Regions from separate parts of the Homo sapiens genome. Here region 1 is linked to region 2. A link is a loop called in an ENCODE intact Hi-C map of the cell type or tissue named here. Cell type or tissue: psoas muscle. All regions are shown on one strand. Links, peaks and the distances in the headings refer to the core of each region. The heading gives the core; the rest is flanking DNA. Region 1 overlaps PYGB (glycogen phosphorylase B). Region 2 overlaps LOC105372581 (a long non-coding RNA gene).

Evidence for each region. Peaks named below come from ENCODE experiments on the same cell type or tissue, not always from the same donor. Only the 100,000 strongest peaks of a DNase experiment are listed, where the experiment ranks them.
Region 1: it touches region 2 in a loop (3-fold over the local background); 3 of 110 quality-filtered maps call a loop at or near these places.

Annotation. Positions count from the first base shown.
Region 1 is chr20:25,268,495-25,276,819 of GRCh38, reverse strand. PYGB (glycogen phosphorylase B) reads right to left here. Exons shown (of 20, transcript NM_002862.4): 3 at 7,613-7,691; 4 at 5,334-5,437; 5 at 2,097-2,228; 6 at 63-174. Among named protein-coding and RNA genes, the nearest start is that of PYGB, 25 kb to the right of the region's middle. In psoas muscle, for the core only: no CTCF peak of the experiment used is centred there; DNase peaks (open chromatin) are centred at 1,529, 2,239, 3,069 and 4,019; H3K4me3 peaks cover 1,350 bases; H3K27ac peaks cover 2,153 bases.
Region 2 is chr20:25,395,414-25,403,738 of GRCh38, reverse strand. It overlaps LOC105372581 (a long non-coding RNA gene), which reads left to right. Exons shown (of 3, transcript XR_937403.3): 2 at 902-1,059. Among named protein-coding and RNA genes, the nearest start is that of GINS1, 8.1 kb to the left of the region's middle. RefSeq lists a silencer at 5,619-5,819. In psoas muscle, for the core only: a CTCF peak has its summit at 4,424 (motif pointing right); no DNase peak of the experiment used is centred there.

The DNA.
Region 1 (8,325 bases), core at 57-8,056, 130 kb after region 2:
CGAGGGTGTCTGGGACCAGCCACCCACATGGACACAAGGGTGCCAAGAACCACGGAACGTACAGTCCTGCAGCTTGAAGTCGTTGGGAGCCTTGGCGGACCACAGCCGCATGGTGTTGACGGTGTTGTTCTTGTAGCCGGGCACTGGGGTGTCGTAGGGCATGGCCAGCACCACCTGGCCACAAAACGGGTTGCTCAGGACGGAGTGGCAAGGGCCCCCGCCGGCCCCTGTGCCTCTCCCCGGCCCAGCCTCCTCCTGGGCACCTGGCGCCCTGCTGGCCCCCCACCGTCTCCCCCTTCTGCCCAAACACATCCACCCAGCCCATGCTCGGCACCACAGTCTCCGTCCACGCCCTCCCCTGTGGTGCCCACATTGTCATCCTGAGAGGACCACCCGTCCCACCACCCTCCCCAGACCAGACCTATCTTCTCACTTGACCTTCCTCAGGAATGGCTTTGACTGAAGAATCATCCCCATCCCGACTCCCTGAGGTGCTGCAGCACCAACCCCCACCTCCCTCCTTACCCTCTGCCCTCCGCGCCTCCCCTCCTCAGTCAACTCTGCTCTAGCAACTCCAACACGCAGATGCTTGCCCCGCAGATCACCTCTCTCAGCTCCACCTGCGGGAAGGTTGCTCCTGCAGCTGCCTTGCCTGCTACCCTCCATGTTCCCAGCCCCCCAGCACAAGCCCAGCTGCGCTCCCTCCACCCCAGCCTGGCTCCCTCTCTCCTTGACAAGCCCCCAGGTTCCCCTGCATCCAGAGACATCAGCTCCGCTACCACCAAGGGCAGGAGGGGGCTCACAAAGCTGAGGCTCACCTGTGGTCCCAGCTCCCCGGCAGGCGCACTCAGGGATGCTTGGGTTCATCCCGGCACACACGTGCCTGTGGCACTGCCAGTCAGCTCTGACAGCCACACAGGCGGCGCACCGGGGCCACCAAGACTAAAACCCCAGTATCCCTTTCCCTTCCTCTCTCCTGTCAACCCTTGCCCCTGCCCCACAAGGCGACACCCAAGTGAGCGACAAGTCCCCGCCAAGGCATTCTAGCCCCTTCCATCCTGGCCAGGCCTCGGGGCTAAGCCCATCTTCACAGCCTGCCTGGAATGTCCCGGTTCTCCAGCATCCCCACTCACACTGACATGCTCATCCACAAACACATCTACAGCGCCGGTCCCCTACCCTGCTCTTGCAAGTTAAATACAACTTTTCAGGGCATTTTCAGCCTCCATGGCATGGCCCCAGCCACTCGAAGCCCATGTATTTGATTTAAAACTGTGTCCTACAAAGTCAAGACAACTCCCTCTGCACACCAGTGACCACCCAGCCTCCAGGCTCTCCTGTTATTGCCCGTCCTTCTCCATCACAGGTGGCTGAGTCTCACCGATGCCCCCACGTTCTCCTGCAGCCTCTCCTGCCAGCCCCTGCCCTGCCCCAGTCATCCCGGCTTACAGCTGCCCGGAGCCTGGACTGGGTGCTCCCTCACGTGGCCTCTGCGTGCCTGGCACCCGTCGCTGCCGAGCACTCTAGGCTCTTGCCCTGATTCCCCATCAGCACCCTGCTGGGCAGGAGGGCCTGGCCCCATCCCCGGATGTCACCCAGGCCTCGCACACACTCCAGGGGCTCTGACAGTTGACGCTTTGAGAGCCATGGGCCACGTATGGCGCCAGGAGGCCAAGCGAGCTTGTCGTGTGCTCCACAGAGATAGTGGGAGCTGTTTTCGCCCACCCTGGGGGTCCGTGCCCCCATCCCATCAGAACACCCTCCTGCCTGCCCTTAAGCAGCGGGGTTCTCGTGAGCATCTGGCTGTGAGTGGACGCCCAGCTGCATTCTTAGCCCCAACACACAGCTCCTGCCCAGCGGGGCTTCCCCCATGGAGTCTCGCTGCTGTGCTCAGCGCTTCCACTGTTTGGGAAGCTCCCATCAAAGTGTAAGAGACTGGGGAGTGAGGAGAATAAACCTCCCCCGGCTTTTACCTTAAGTCCTCCAGGGAGGCAGCAAGCCCCCCAAGCCAAAAGAAGCTGAGCTGTCTACAAATGAGCCGCAGCAGCCCCCTCACCTGGCTCCAGCCTTGCCCGCAGACATTTCAGCCCAGGTACCTGTGTGTCCAGCCACTTCACGCCGTCGGGGGTGTGCTCCACGCGTCCGTAGAAGTGCACGGGAAGCATATACTCAGGCCGCGCTTTCTCCCAGGGGTTGCCGTAGCGCAGCCAGTCATCGGCCTCCTCTACCTGGAAAGAAGCCAGCTGTGAGGGCACCCTCAGCGCAGATGTCCCAGGCCACCGCCCTGTCCTGGACCCAGCAGACCGTGCGGTCGAGATCACACAGTGCCTGGCACTGAAATTTACCTACAGCCACTTACCAGGTCGGGATTCCCACTTCTGGCGAAGCCCACGTGGGTAAAATGAACACAGTGGACACTAAAGTAACAAACTCAAAATTTAGAAACACGTGCCCAAAAAGAAAGACACTAAGAACCACTGACTGACACATGCTCCGATCTGGATGGAGCTTGAAAAACCTACACTCAGTGAAAGAGGACAGACAAAAATACCACGCATCACACGAGGCTATTTACAGGAAAATGTTCAGAACAAGCACCTGCACAGAGACAGAAAGCGGGTGAGAGGCTGTCAGGGGCTGGGTGTGACTGCAAATTGGTGCAGGGCTTCTTTCTGGAGGGATGAAAATGTTCTCAAGATAGACAGTGGGGACGGTTATCCAACTCTGAATATACTGAAATCGACTCTCTATTTCAATAAAGCTGTTATAGAAGAATCACTAGAAGACATTGCTTTGACGGGGACACACTGGCCAGGCGGAGGCTCACGCCTACAGTCCCAGCACTCTGGGAAGCCAGGGTGGGAGGATCGCTTCAGCCCACAAGGTCGAAGCTGCAGTGAGCTATGACTGTACCACTGCACTCCAGCCTGGGCGACAGGGCAGGACCTATCTCTAAAAAAAAATTATTAAATTAAAATTAAAAAAGAAAGAAAGTGACACTGCAAATCCGCAAGTGCTGGGGCCAAGTTGGCAGCTGGCAGTGAGGACGCCCTGGATGCACCCAGGAAGACAAGCTGTTCCGGGAGGGCTTCCAAGAAGAAGCTTATTCCCAGAATCTGTGCCCAGTGGCACTAGAGACGAGTAACTACATGAAACCAACCCCCACACTAAAAGCGGCCCTGCAGATTCGAGCCACCCTTGCACAGAAGCACTAGGGGGCTGCTTTACCACCACGTGACAGAGTAACTCCATCTGGTACAGCAGCAAGGGCGGATTCTGAAGTCTCAATTACTAAAACTGAAATGAGATCAAGTCTCTTCTCTTCAGAATGAACAGGCAGCCCTAGTATGCTACACTGAGGGATTTCCTCTTCATGGTTCCTACACAGACGCCAAGAGTCACGAGCAAGACTGTCTGGGCTGTGCTCTTCCGGAGGCCCCTCCGCACAGCAGGCCCCTCCGCACAGCAGGCACCTCCCCATGGTACTCCCAGCAAGACCCTTCTGGTGGCGTCTCCTTGTCCGCTGTGAGATTCCCCAACACCAGGGCCTGGCCATCTGCAGAGTTAGTCCAGGAGTCGTCGGCAGAAGCAACAGCTTCCCACATACAAAGGCAGCCTGAGTCTCCCTTGCAGGGCCTCCCTGCCCCCTTGGCCAGGGTGCCAAGCAGGCTGGCCTGCGGCCCCTCTGGCCACATGCTGCTGGCCAACCCTGCCTGTATTTACTTCTTCCATGGCTAAAGCCAACTAAAAACCCACTGAATCTGAACAGTTCCCATGAAAAGGGGATGGGAGGAGGGGTGAGCTTCACTTACTGATCATCCTAAACTATCACACAAAGTTGCAAGAGTTACAGGAACGAGGACCACCAGAAGGAAAAATGTCTCCCTGGTAAAACAAAAACCACCACCAATACCTTCCTGCTGGAAACCCTAACACCAGCTAGGCGAAGGGGAGCCTCTGAGCTTCTGCCTTATAAACCCACACGTGACATGGGGACTGCTGGGGGCCAGAATGAATCAGAGCATCAACATGTGCATGGACTGGACTGCCCTGGAGCTCAGGCACGCGGAGGGCTGGGGCAGAGCTGTCCGGAGGCAGTGGAGAAAGGCGCCTTTCTAAGGTTGCAGAGGGCATCTCCACAAATCAAGCAATGGATCCGAGTCCGTTTTAGGTTACTTTTAGCCATTTCTTTTCTTTACCAACATTTTATTATGAGCGTTTTCAAACATGCAGAAACATTATGCACCCACACCTAGGTGCTGTAAATGGTCTGTTGTTTCTCCGTCCACCAATCCATTGATTTTGGGGTGCATTTAAAGCAAGCTGCAGATATGAGTCCACATTCCCACTAAACGCATCGCTGTGCGTGTCATGGACAGCAGCTCCTTGCGTTTATGTTTTGGGTTAATTTCTCCATGGTGAGATACATGAGTCTTACAGACGCCATGGACGAGCCCTGGAGGCTGCACCTGCCGTTGAGGCCCAACCCCCCTTGCCACTCCCACCCCAAGGATATCTCTACTACCCGTCATGCACACATTCATTGGGGTTGTACATTCTGATGCTACAAATCTTTTGATTCTAATCCCAGACCAGCTTTATTTGTGACTTTTAGGCCCCAAATGATATTAAATAAACCATTTTCTAACCGAATGGAATAGTGGTGACTTTCATTCTGAGGCACATGGGAAGGGAGCTGCTCGCCAGGGAGGAGGAGGTTGCATTTTAAGACCACGCCCTCCTCCCGGCCATGGTCTCAACCATCTCACTTAGCTGTAGTGTGAGGCTTCAAGATCGAGGCTCACTCCTTCCAAGGGCCACTGTACTATGCAGAGTCCAGCCTCTAACCCCAAGGACACTGTCCCCTCACTGGGGTCAGGGAGTGAAGGGAGAAGGTGGGAGCAAAAGCTACAACTGCTCTTCTAACTACTTAGGGCCAACATCCCACTGAGGCTGACCCCGAAAGTACCACCCTGCACTCTGCATTTTGGTGCAGAGGGTCACCAGAGTGACCCTCACTGCCCGGCTGCTACTGGCCCTGTCTGGGAGCTGCTGTAAGGCTCACCCAGGATTCTGTGTCCTGCACGCCCCAACTTCCCTGTCACCAGGCAGAGGCAGCTGGCAAAAAGCTCACACAGGGCCCAGGCTCTCCCAGGCCATGTGGACCAAGAAGCCGGAGCAAGGATGCTACCCTGACCTGCTCCACATTGCCCTGGCCGGCCTGCAGTCCCCTGGCGGGGGCGTGGGAAGTATAAAAAGACAAACTGCAAGTGCTGCCATTTTATTGTGTGAACGAGAGCTGGAAACCAGTGAAGAAATGAAATCTCACCCACCTGCCAGCCATTGACAATCTTCTGGTTAAAAATCCCAAATTCATAGCGGATTCCATAGCCGTATGCTGCCAGGCCCAAGGTAGCCATTGAGTCAAGGAAACACGCTGAAAAAATCAATCACAAATCAGTCAGAATCAAAGGCACGGCACCAAGGTCCCATGCGGAGGCAGCCCACAGGGCGCAAGGCAGAAATTCAGAGGGGATCACACTGACTTCAGGCTTCACTGAGAGGAAAACTGGAGCCCTCAGCCTCTCCATGAGAGCCTGGGGCCACAGGCAGAAGACATCAACGTGGTGGCTACTCGAAGGGCGTGGGAGGATGGGGGGGGATGAAGAATCCTAGAGAACTCGGCCAGGCCTGGAACCTCTCCAAGCACGAAGCCCCCCACTGCCCCACTCTCAGACATCCCAGTTGAGGCTGAGGCCTCGCCAATCCCTTGCACGTTCCACTGAAACCCAGGCTGTTCTGACAGCAGGGACACATCAACACATCAAGCCTCACCCTACTCCTGAGTGAAGCCGGCACAGCAGTGGCAGCTGGCTGCATACAAATCAATGTCCACCTGTGCAAACACCGCAGTACCAGGGGCCCCAAGGCGCTATAGCACGTGTCATTAAATCCAGCCCTTGTTCCAATCAAAACGTCTTGAAAGAAAAACAAAACAAAACAATGTTTTGAATAAAGATTTAGAGGCCAGGAGTGGTGGCTCACACCTGTGATCCCAGCACTTTGGGAAGCCGAGGTGGGAGGATCGCTTGAGTCCAGGAGTTTGAGACCAGCCTGGGCAACATAGTGAGACCCTGTCTCTATAAAAAATACAATTAGCTGTGCATAGTGACGCATGCCTGTGGTCCCAGCTACTCGGGAGGCTGGGGTTGGGGGATTGCTTGAGCCCAAGAGGTTGAGGCTGCAGTGAGCCAAGATTGTGCCAGTGCACTCCAGCCTGGGCACAGTGAGATGCAACCTTATTAAAACTTCAGGATTGGCTGGGCGTGGTGGCTCATGCCTGTAATCCCAACACTTTAGGAGGCTGAGGCGGGCAGATCACGAGGTCAGGAGATTGAGACCATCCTGGCTAATACGGTGAAACCCCGTCTCTACTAAAAATACAAAAAATTAGCCAGGCATGGTGGCGGGCACCTGTAGTCCCAGCTACTTGGGGAGGCTGAGGCAGGAGAATGGCGTGAAACCGGGAGGCGGAGCTTGCAGTGAGCCGAGATCACCCACTGCACTCCAGCCTGGCCGACGGAGTGAGACTCCATCTCAAAAAAAAAAAAAACAAAACAAAACAAAAAAAACTTCAGGATTAAAAAAATCAAAAAAACACCCACCTGGAACACTAGTAACTAAAATAAAATGCCCAATCCAGGGAACACACAGATGCCTGTCAGGCCCTCTGCTGAGGGAGAGGGATGATGGAGCCTCGCGGACTCTTGTTCTGGGGACTCGCCTGCAGCAGGGAAGCACATCAAGCCATGGCGGGCTCAGTGCTGCCTGGGTCTGTGGGTACAGGACCCTGTGGGCAGAAGGCAAAGGCTCTACTCATATCTGGCCATGGAGAAGGATGGAGGGAGAAGGCAAGGGGCAGGCAAGGTGACTGGGAAAGCCCAAGGACCTGGAACACCCCAAAAGGAAGCAGGTCTCGGGGCCGGGGAGGGAGCAGTCCACAGTCTCCAGCTTGGAGATGAGATGTGCGGTGAATGGCCACCCCTGGGGCTGTCAGGAGATGGGGACAAAAGAGGCTGGAGCTTCCCTTGAGCGTAGGAAGCCCAGTTTTGCATTTGATGAAAAGGGACCTCACAGGAAGACAGTGGTGACCCATCACATGTCACAAAGGCCGGGAGGTGGAGAGGGCTGAAGACCCTCAAAGCCCTGTTATTTCAAGGCAATCTGCTGACTGTATCAGAGTTGAAACTGCCTGCTGCAAGCAGGGCCACGTTCAGAAATCATCTTTCCATCCTTTGGGCTGTCTGCCAATCACTGGCTCTTGTGCCCTGGAAAGTGGTCAGCATATCGGGAGCCCCTCCCAGCACCAGCTTACTCCATGCTGGCAAGATTGGTCTTCGTGATAATGATGACACGTCCCTTGTGTGAAAGAAAACATACATTTTCCCCCTTTCCCCCCACTAGTGGCAAGATTTCAATCTGAAGAACACACTGGCCCATCCACTCAAAGCCAATTTACCCTGAGGCCAATTTACCTGACCCTGGCCTCACCACGTGGCCTCCAACCAAGCCAACGGGTCCGAGAGAGCTCCTCCTGGATGGGGCAACTTACCTGCCAGCCTCCCCAGGCCTCCATTCCCAAGGCCAGCATCTTCTTCTATCTCCTCGAGTTCCTCCAAGTCTAACCCCAACTGCAAACAAAAACACAGGCAGCATTTTAATGTTACTCAATATTTTCCCTTGAATGACAGGCTGAAAGATGTGTAAGTCTTGTGAGCTTATGCTAAAAGTTAGAGTCTGGGTTCTGTTAGACTTGAAAATTCAATGTTAAAATTTGATGTTAAATCAATGCATGGAAATGAAAGTTTCCAAATATTTCAAAAACATTTATTGCCAGGTAGTTAACCTATTAACAGTGAACAAATTATAACATGTATCCTAAAAATGAAACTAATGGTTCTGTCATTCTCTAATTTCACATGGGCGATATTTACGTGACATATTTTTAAACTAAAACCTAAAAGCACTTTTCCTGTGGTGATTCCAATTGTATTCAAACAATGTTGTGAAACAGATACGTTATGCTAAAAATTAGAGAAAAAGCAATAAAATCACGATTGACACTTAAAGCCATTCCAGAAGCCAAACTCAGTACTCTCATTATGGCATATGGATAAATATTCCATTAATCTGGCTTTAGTGCACGAACTTGACAAATTGCTCACATTACCTGGACTGGTAGACTTTAAACTTTTTGGTCTCAGAAGGATCCAAAGAGCTTTTGTTGATTTGAATTACATATATTGATATTTATCAAATTACAAA
Region 2 (8,325 bases), core at 198-8,197:
TCCCTGGGGTCCCCTTGGCCCAGAAGGGGTCCATCCAGTCAGCAGGGGATGGAGGGTTTGGGATTTTATTTTTGGTTTACACTAGTATTAGCCTGGCATTGACCTAGATACTGAAAATAAAGCAGTAAACAAAGTCCTTTCTACAGAGTCTACATTCCAGTGTGGGAAAACGCAATACACAGATACACTGATAAGAAATATATTGGTGAAAAAGCACTAAGAATAACCCAAAGAAGATGAATAGAGTGAAGGTGAAAGAGTCAGGGTTTTGAGTTCAAGTGTTCAGAGAAGGCACAGACCTGAACAGGGAGAAAATAACCCAAGTGGTTATGGGCCTTAGGGAAGGCAGGAAATTCCAGGCAGAGGAATCAAGCTGCAAAGGCCCCAGGAAGGTCGGCTGAGGATGAGCAAAGAGGCAGTGATGCTGGAGCAGGTTGATGATAGGAGAGGCCAGCAGTCAGGTCAGATGTTGGGAGCTGAAAAGGCCAAAGGGATTGTGACCAACTCAGCATTCCACTGGAGGCTATATTATCAAACAGCAAACTGTTTATCAAGAATGCAGGATGTGAGCAAACTCACACTGTGCCTGCCACCAAAAGGTTGGCTGAGGGCCGCGCTCCCTGGTGCCGGGCTCCTTGAAGTTATCTACGGAGAAATCTAGTGCCTATTGTTCAAAGGATGCAGTCTCGCAAGCCTGCTGTGAACCAAACAGCTGACTGACAATTACCCGACAATCACCCCCCCCATTTATCACTATCTGTTTTGCCTAATAAATATGGAGGGCTGTGTAAAGCTCAGGGCCCTTGTCCACTAGAGGCAAGGTGCCCCTTGACCCCTTCTTTCAAATATACTCTTTTGTCTCTTGTCTTTTATTCTCACATTCACCGCCCCCTTTGTTCAGTCCCCCTAGGTTCATGCAGGTTACAGGTGGCACCCCCGATCAGCGACAGAATCAGGTACTCTACAAAGTGGCGCCCAAACAGGGACTTCAAGGACATGAAGAAGAAGGTCTGCTGGAGCAGAGGAACTGAAATTGACAAGGTGAACGGGGATCCCAGGGTGAGTCTGCCGGTAGCGGATATAAGGTTAGTGCCCTAAAGAGGTACTGGGAGCAGTGCTTTAAAGAAGTACTGGGAATGGGAAGTTTTCTGAATTCAGGGTAACAAGGGGCAGAATTTGTCTATTAAAGAAAAACATTATGTGCAGTTGCTTAAAGTTCGGTTGAGACAGTCTGGAGCTCAGGTTAATTCGCAGGCACTAACTAACCTCCTGCAGAAGCCACAAAAGGTATTACACATAACCCATGGTTTCTACAGGTAGGCACTCTTTTTTTTTTTTTTTTTTTTTGAGACAGAATCTTGCTTTGTTGCCAGGCTGGAGTGCAGTGGCGTGATCTCGGCTCACTGCAATCTCTGCTGCCTGGGTTCAAGTGATTCCACTGCCTCGGCCTCCCAGTAGCTGGGACTACAGGCGTGCACCACCACACCTGGCTAATTTTTTGTATTTTAGTAGAGATGGGGTTTCACCATGTTGGCCAGGATGGTCTCGATCTCCTGACCTCATGATCTGCCTGCCTCGGCCTCCCAAAGTGCTGGGATTACAGGCATGAGCCACCGCGCCCAGCCACCAGGCAGGCACTCTTGATGTGGAAAATTGGGCTAAAGCAGGAGAAGGATTAAAACAGACTCATCAAAAAGGTCCTAAAGTTGATTCTTCTGTTTTTTCCACTTGGAGTTTAATTCGTACTGTACTTCTGCCATTATCTCCTTATTATTCTGTGGGGGAGCAGGCTGAATCTAAAAATCTGAAAGAATCTGTTGTCCCACCCACAGCGCCAATTGAAAATAAAAAACGGAGGAGGATAAAAATTGGCCTATACTGCCTCCTCCAGTTGCAGAAACATCTGTACTGCCTCCTTCAGTAGCAGAAATAGAGACCCCAATACAAAGATTTTTACACTCTGCTGCCATAGCTGGAGAGCCCTTAGAACCCTGTGCTTTTCCTATTTTTGTAAGGTCTGATCCAAATAATCCACAGCAGGTTATTCATGAACACACTCCACTAGAGTTTAAGTTGTTAAAGGAATTAAAAGCAAGTGTGGTAAATGATGGCATACAGAGCCCATTTACCTTAGGATTGCTAGAATCCGTGTTTGGTGCTATGAGTCTTTTACCCTTTGATGTAAAACACTTGGTGCGAGCTTGCTTGTCCACTAGCACATATCTGACATGGAATTTAAATTAGCAAGAAATGTGTGCAGACCAGGCTAGACAGAATCATGTTGCTGGACATGGAGACATTACAGAGGATATGCTATTAAGTAATGGCCCTTATTCAGACCTGGAACATCAAATGGCACTCCCAGACGCTGCTTATCAGCAGTGAACACAGGCCGCTAAAGGTGCCTGGGCCACAATTCCTGAAGACGGAGTCCCAGTACAATCCTTTTTACATATCATGCAAGGGTTGCAAGAGCCCTATGAACATTTTCTTTTTTCTTTTTTTCTTTTTCTTTTTTTTTTTTTTGAGACAGAGTCTTGCTCTGTTGCCCAGGCTGGAGTGCAGTGGCGCAATCTCGGCTCACTGCAAGCTCCACCTCCCGGGTTCACGCCATTCTCCTGCCTCAGCCTCCGGAGTAGCTGGGACTACAGGCACCCACCACCACAATTGGCTAATTTTTTGTATTTTTAGTAGAGATGGAGTTTCACCGTGTTAGCCAGGATGGTCTCGATCTCCTGACCTCGTGATCTGACCGTCTCGGCCTCCCAAAGTGCTGGGATTACAGGCGTGAGCCACTGCACCTGGCCACCCTATGCACATTTTCTTGCAAGACTGCGAGAAGCAGTGAAGCGCCAAATTCCTCATACCGCAGCTGCAGAAATGCTAATCTTAACTCTAGCTTTTGAGAACGCAAACACGGATTATAAACATGCACTGGCACCGGTGAGGTGTACAAAAAACTTGGGAAATTTTCTCAGAGCTTGTCAGGACGTGGGAACTGAGCTTCATCACTCTGAAATGTTAGCGCAAGCAATGGCTAATTTAGCAGTTGACAAATCTAAAAGGAGCCAAGGGTCAAACCCTAAAATGGGAAAATGTTATGATTGTGGAAAAACTGGACATTTTAAAAAGGAATGCCGCCAGATCTCAGGACAGAAAGGACCTTACAATACAGTGCCCCACCGAGCGGAAAAAACGCCAGGACTTTGTCCTTGCTGTAACAAAGGAAATCACTGGGCTAATCAGTGTCGCTCAAAATTTCATCAGAATGGGACCCCCATGCCAGGAAACGAGACGGGGCCTGGACCCGGGCCCCACAAACAATGAGGGCATTCCCAGCCCAGACTTCAACCCCGTTTCAGGGATGAGTTCCCAGAGGCACTTGATTCCCTCACCCCAGGAACACCACAAAGTGCAGGATTAGATCTACCCGCCAGAGAAAGAATCACGTTAGTAGGGGGAGACAGACCTATCAAAGTTCCCACTGGTATTTGGGGACCTTTACCAACAGGATACATGGGACTAATTTTAGGCAAAAGCCATCTTAACTTGCAAGGCATCACTGTAGTCCCAGGAGGGATTGACTCTGATTATGAAGGAGAAATTCAAGTAGTTTTAATGTCACAAGATCTTTGGGTTTTTGAACCGGGAGAATATATTGCTAATTATTGCTTATTCCCTGCAAATTACACCCTTCTCCACGAAAGGAGAAACAAGGAAATAAAGGGTTTGGGAGCACAACTACATGGGAAATCTATGTATCCCAACCCATAGCCTCTAACAGACCTGCTTGTGTAGTACAAATTAAAGGAAAAAAATTTTATGGGCTTATGGATACAGGAGCTGATGTATCACTAATCTCTAAAGACAACTGGCCCCCATCCTGGCCCTTGCAATTAACTTCTATGTCCCTAGTGGGAGTAGGCACAGCTCAAAGTGTTCAACAGAGCCCTGAGATTTTGTCTTGTCTTGGTCCAGATGGACAGTCATGTACTTTTCAGCCTTATGTTGCAAATATAGCTATCAATTTATGGGGTCAAGACTTACTTACAGCATGGGATATGAGACTTACAAATGAAAACTTCGATAACCCAGGATTTAAAATGTTGAAGAACACGGGATATCAGAGGGGAAAAGGTTTAGGAAAATTTCAAGGAAATCCTAACCCGATATCAGTAACTGGAAAAACAGAAAAGGGCTAGGACATCAGGATTTCTGATGGGGGTCATTGATATTTCTCCTCCACCCACTACCTTACCATTAGAATGGCTCAGTGACAAACCCATATGGGTAGATCAATGGTCCCTATCTCAGGAGAAGCTGACACAACTTCAGCAGCTAGTGAAAGAACAATGGGATGCCGGACTCAGAGAGGAGTCAGCCCCTGGAATTCTCCAGTGTTTGTTATTACAAAAAAGTCCAGAAGATGGCGACTGCTACATGATTTAAGAGCTATTAATGCACATATAAAACTGATGGGTGCCTTACAAAAAGGTTTACCATCTCCAGTGGCTATTCCAAGAGACAGGCCTCTTGCAGCAATAGATCTTAAGGATTGTTTCTTTACTATGCCCTTACACGGCAAGGACGAGCCTCGGTTTACCTTCTCTGTGCCTTCTATTAATCAAAGAGAATCTGTTTCTCATTATCAATGGAGAGTTTTACCCCAAGGCATGCTTAACAGTCCTATGCTATGTCAGCCTTTCGTAGGGCAGGCATTAGAGCCTCGGAATACGTTTCCTACTGCTTACATCATTCATTTTATGGATGATATTCTTTTGGCTGCTCCTACAGATCAAATCCTACAACAGTTATTCAGAGAAACAAAGAAGGCTTTGACTAAATGGAGTCTCCAAATAGCTCCAGAAATGGTACAAACAACTTCCCCATTCCAATACTTAGGAACTATTGTTAGAGAGAAGTTTACGGCCTCAGGAAGTAGTTCTCCATAAAGACAGGTTACAAACTTTAAAGGATGTTCAGCAATTATTAGGAGATATTAATTGGCTATGGCCAATGTTAGGTATTGTTACCTATCAACTTACACATCTTTACCAAACCCTGCAAGGAGATTCTTCTTTAAATTCCCTGCAGCAATTAACTAAAGAGGCAGAAGCTGAATTATGGCTTGTAGAGCAAAGGTTACAGCAGAGACATGCCTCAAGGCTACAGCTGCAAAAACCCTTGCTTTTGTTTATTCTTCCTACCCCCCCACTCTCCAACAGGACTTTTGGGACAGTTCATAGACAAGTCTGTAACAATAGAATGGCTCTTTTTACCTAATCAAACAGTCAAAACCTTGCAAGTTTATTTTTCTTTAATTACACAAATTGTGACTATGGGCAGGCATAGGTCAAAAATGCTTATGGGATATGACCCCGACAAAATTATTGTTCCTTTAGACTCCCAGCAACAAGCCAAAGCTTGGGAAATGTTGACTGCCTGGCAAACTGCTTTTGCAGACTTCGTGGGTGCTATAGATAACCACTACCTCTCAGACAAAATTTTACAGTTTTATAAAATCCATTCTTTCATTCTTCCTGTGATTACTCATCACAAGCCTATTCTAGGTGGACAGACTTATTTTAGTGATGGCTCTTCCAAAGGTTGTGCTGCTATCTATGGACCAAAACATACTCAAACAATAATGACCTCTGGGGTTTCAGCTCAACACTCAGAGCTAATTGCAGTCATTCAGGTTTTACAGCTCACAGCTCAGATCCCATCAACATTGTCTGTGATTCAGCTTATGTTGTAAATGTAGCCAGTTGCATAGGAACTGCTACAATTAAAAGTACACTAGACCCAGAACTGCTTCGCTTCTCTTCCCTTCCCTTCCCTTCCTTTCCCCTCCCCCCTCCCCCTTTCCCTCTCCCTTCCCCTCCCCCTTCCCCCTTCCCCTTTCCCTTCCCTTTTCACTTTTTTTTTCTTTCATTTTTGAGACAGAATCTCGCTCTGTTGCCCAGGCTGGAGTGCAGTGGCATGATCTTGGCTCACTGCAACCTCCGCCTTCTGGGTTCAAGCAATTCTCCTGCCTCAGCCTCCACCACCACGCCTGGCTAATTTTTTTGTATTTTTAGTAGAGACGGGTTTCACCATATTGGCCAGGCTGGTCTCCAACTCCTGACCTTGTGATCCTCCCACCTCGACCTCCCAAAATGCTGGGATTAGAGGCGTGAACCACCACGCCCAGCCGGCTTAATTTATTTGTAAGACTTCAACAAGCTATTCGCTCTCCTGAAGCTCTTTTTCATATTTCTCATATTCACTTTCACACACAACTTCCTGGGCCACTATCTCTAGGTAATGAGAAAGCAGACAAGCTGATTGGTTCTGTGTTTCAGCAAGCTCAAGTGTCTCACATGCTTCTGCACCAAAATACTGCCGCCCTTACTCGCATGTTACCTTTATCTCGCAGCCAAACTAGGGCTATAATACAAGCCCGTCCTACTTGCCAGCATGTCCCTAGAGCCACACCTGTAGAAGGCTGTAACCCACGAGGTTTGGCTCCAAATGATATTTCGCCAATGGATATTACACACATAGCAACCTTTGGTAAGCTTAGCTATGTTCATGTAACTATAGACACTTATTCTCATATGCTGCATGCTACATGCCAAACATGTGAGACAGCTGGTCATGTACAGTGACATTGTCATCATTTGCTCACATGGGGATACCTAAGCTATTAAAAACTGACAATGAACCCACTTATACTAGTCATGCTTTTCAAAATTTCTTATAGCTTTGGGCTATAATCCATAAAACGGGAATTCCTTATAATCCTAGAGGACAAGGCATTGTAGAGCGGGCACATCGAACATTACAATGCATGTTGAAAATACAAAAAGGGGGTATAGGAGGCCAACTACCACCTCAATCAAAACTACATTTAGCCTTATTTAAATTTTTTGACTCCTGGTACGGATGGTAAGACTCCAGCAGAAAGACATTGGCAAGTGTTAGAGGAAAAGAGGAAAGTTTATCTGAAAGTGTTATGGAAACCCCTGGAAGAAGGAAAATGGAAAGGTCCGGTGGATTTACTGACATGGAGAAGAGGGTATACTTGTGTTTTTACAGGAGATGGACAAACTGTGTGGGTGTCCTCAAGGTGCACGCGACCATGGAATAGGAGACTGGAGGAACCCAGGGTGGCCAACCATGGGCCCGGCCCCTCCGATACGAGCCATGAGCCAGCTGAGCCTGACTCCAAAGATGGAGAGAAGGCCAAGCAGAGTGATGATGACATCAATCCCCACAACCTGGGGAGAACTCAAGAAAACCACGTGGGAAGCTGAGAAACTACTGGAGCATCAGTGACAGGCAAAAACCCCTGATTCCATGTTCTTGGCCATGTTAGCCATAGTGTCCCATGTGGTATGTTTTCGCTGTGCAGAGGCAAAAACATTGGGCATACGTTCTCAATCTCCCAGCAGTACGACCTATACTTTGGAGCGACACTCCTCCTGAGATTTATCATGATCAGGGAGAGTAGGCTCCAGGACCCCTAACTCCCCCTGACATAGAACAGTTAGACTCTCAGAATAATGTCATTAATTATACTGCTCCACTGGAAGGACTTCCTTTGTGAATCAACACAAAGATGTCGCTCAGCCATAGCTGTCTTACAATTCAAGCTCAAACATGGTTGAATCATTATGGAAAAATTATGTACTTATTAAGTCTTGGTTCTATTAACCAACCTTTCCCGGCCCAATCGCCCTAATTGTGCTGATTATATGGAATGGATTCCATTCAGTAGTTCCTACCCCCCTCCGTGGACCCAGTGTCTTGGTCCACTGGCTAGAAAACAATCTATGTTAACTGGAGACATTGTGGATTGGGAACCTAAAGGTCAATTAGATCGAAAAGATGAAAATCAGAAATCATGGCACAAACTTCATTGGCATTGGTGGCAAGCTTTTAATGCTTCTTCTTTATACAGTACTGGGATCCAATCCCAGTCTGCCACCCAGATTGCTTGGCATGGAGCAGGCTTTAGCCCACCTCTTCCTCAGTGGCATTATCTAGGGAGGAAAGGACCAATTCAAGAGACTATATGGAAGGCAGCACTCCCATGTATGAATGGCAACATCTGGACTGGAATACTATCCAATAATAGCAATAGTAAGCAACACAATCTTAATGTTGCATTTGTAAAGAATATCACCACTCAATTTACAGTTTTTGTTTTTAATTCTTATGTCTTTTTGGCAGCTAAGAAGAACCAGCTCCAGGTAAACAATACCCAATTGACCTGTAAATCTTGCCAGTTTTATCACTGCATTAATCACAGCACATTGCAAACACATAGTATTTCTACCT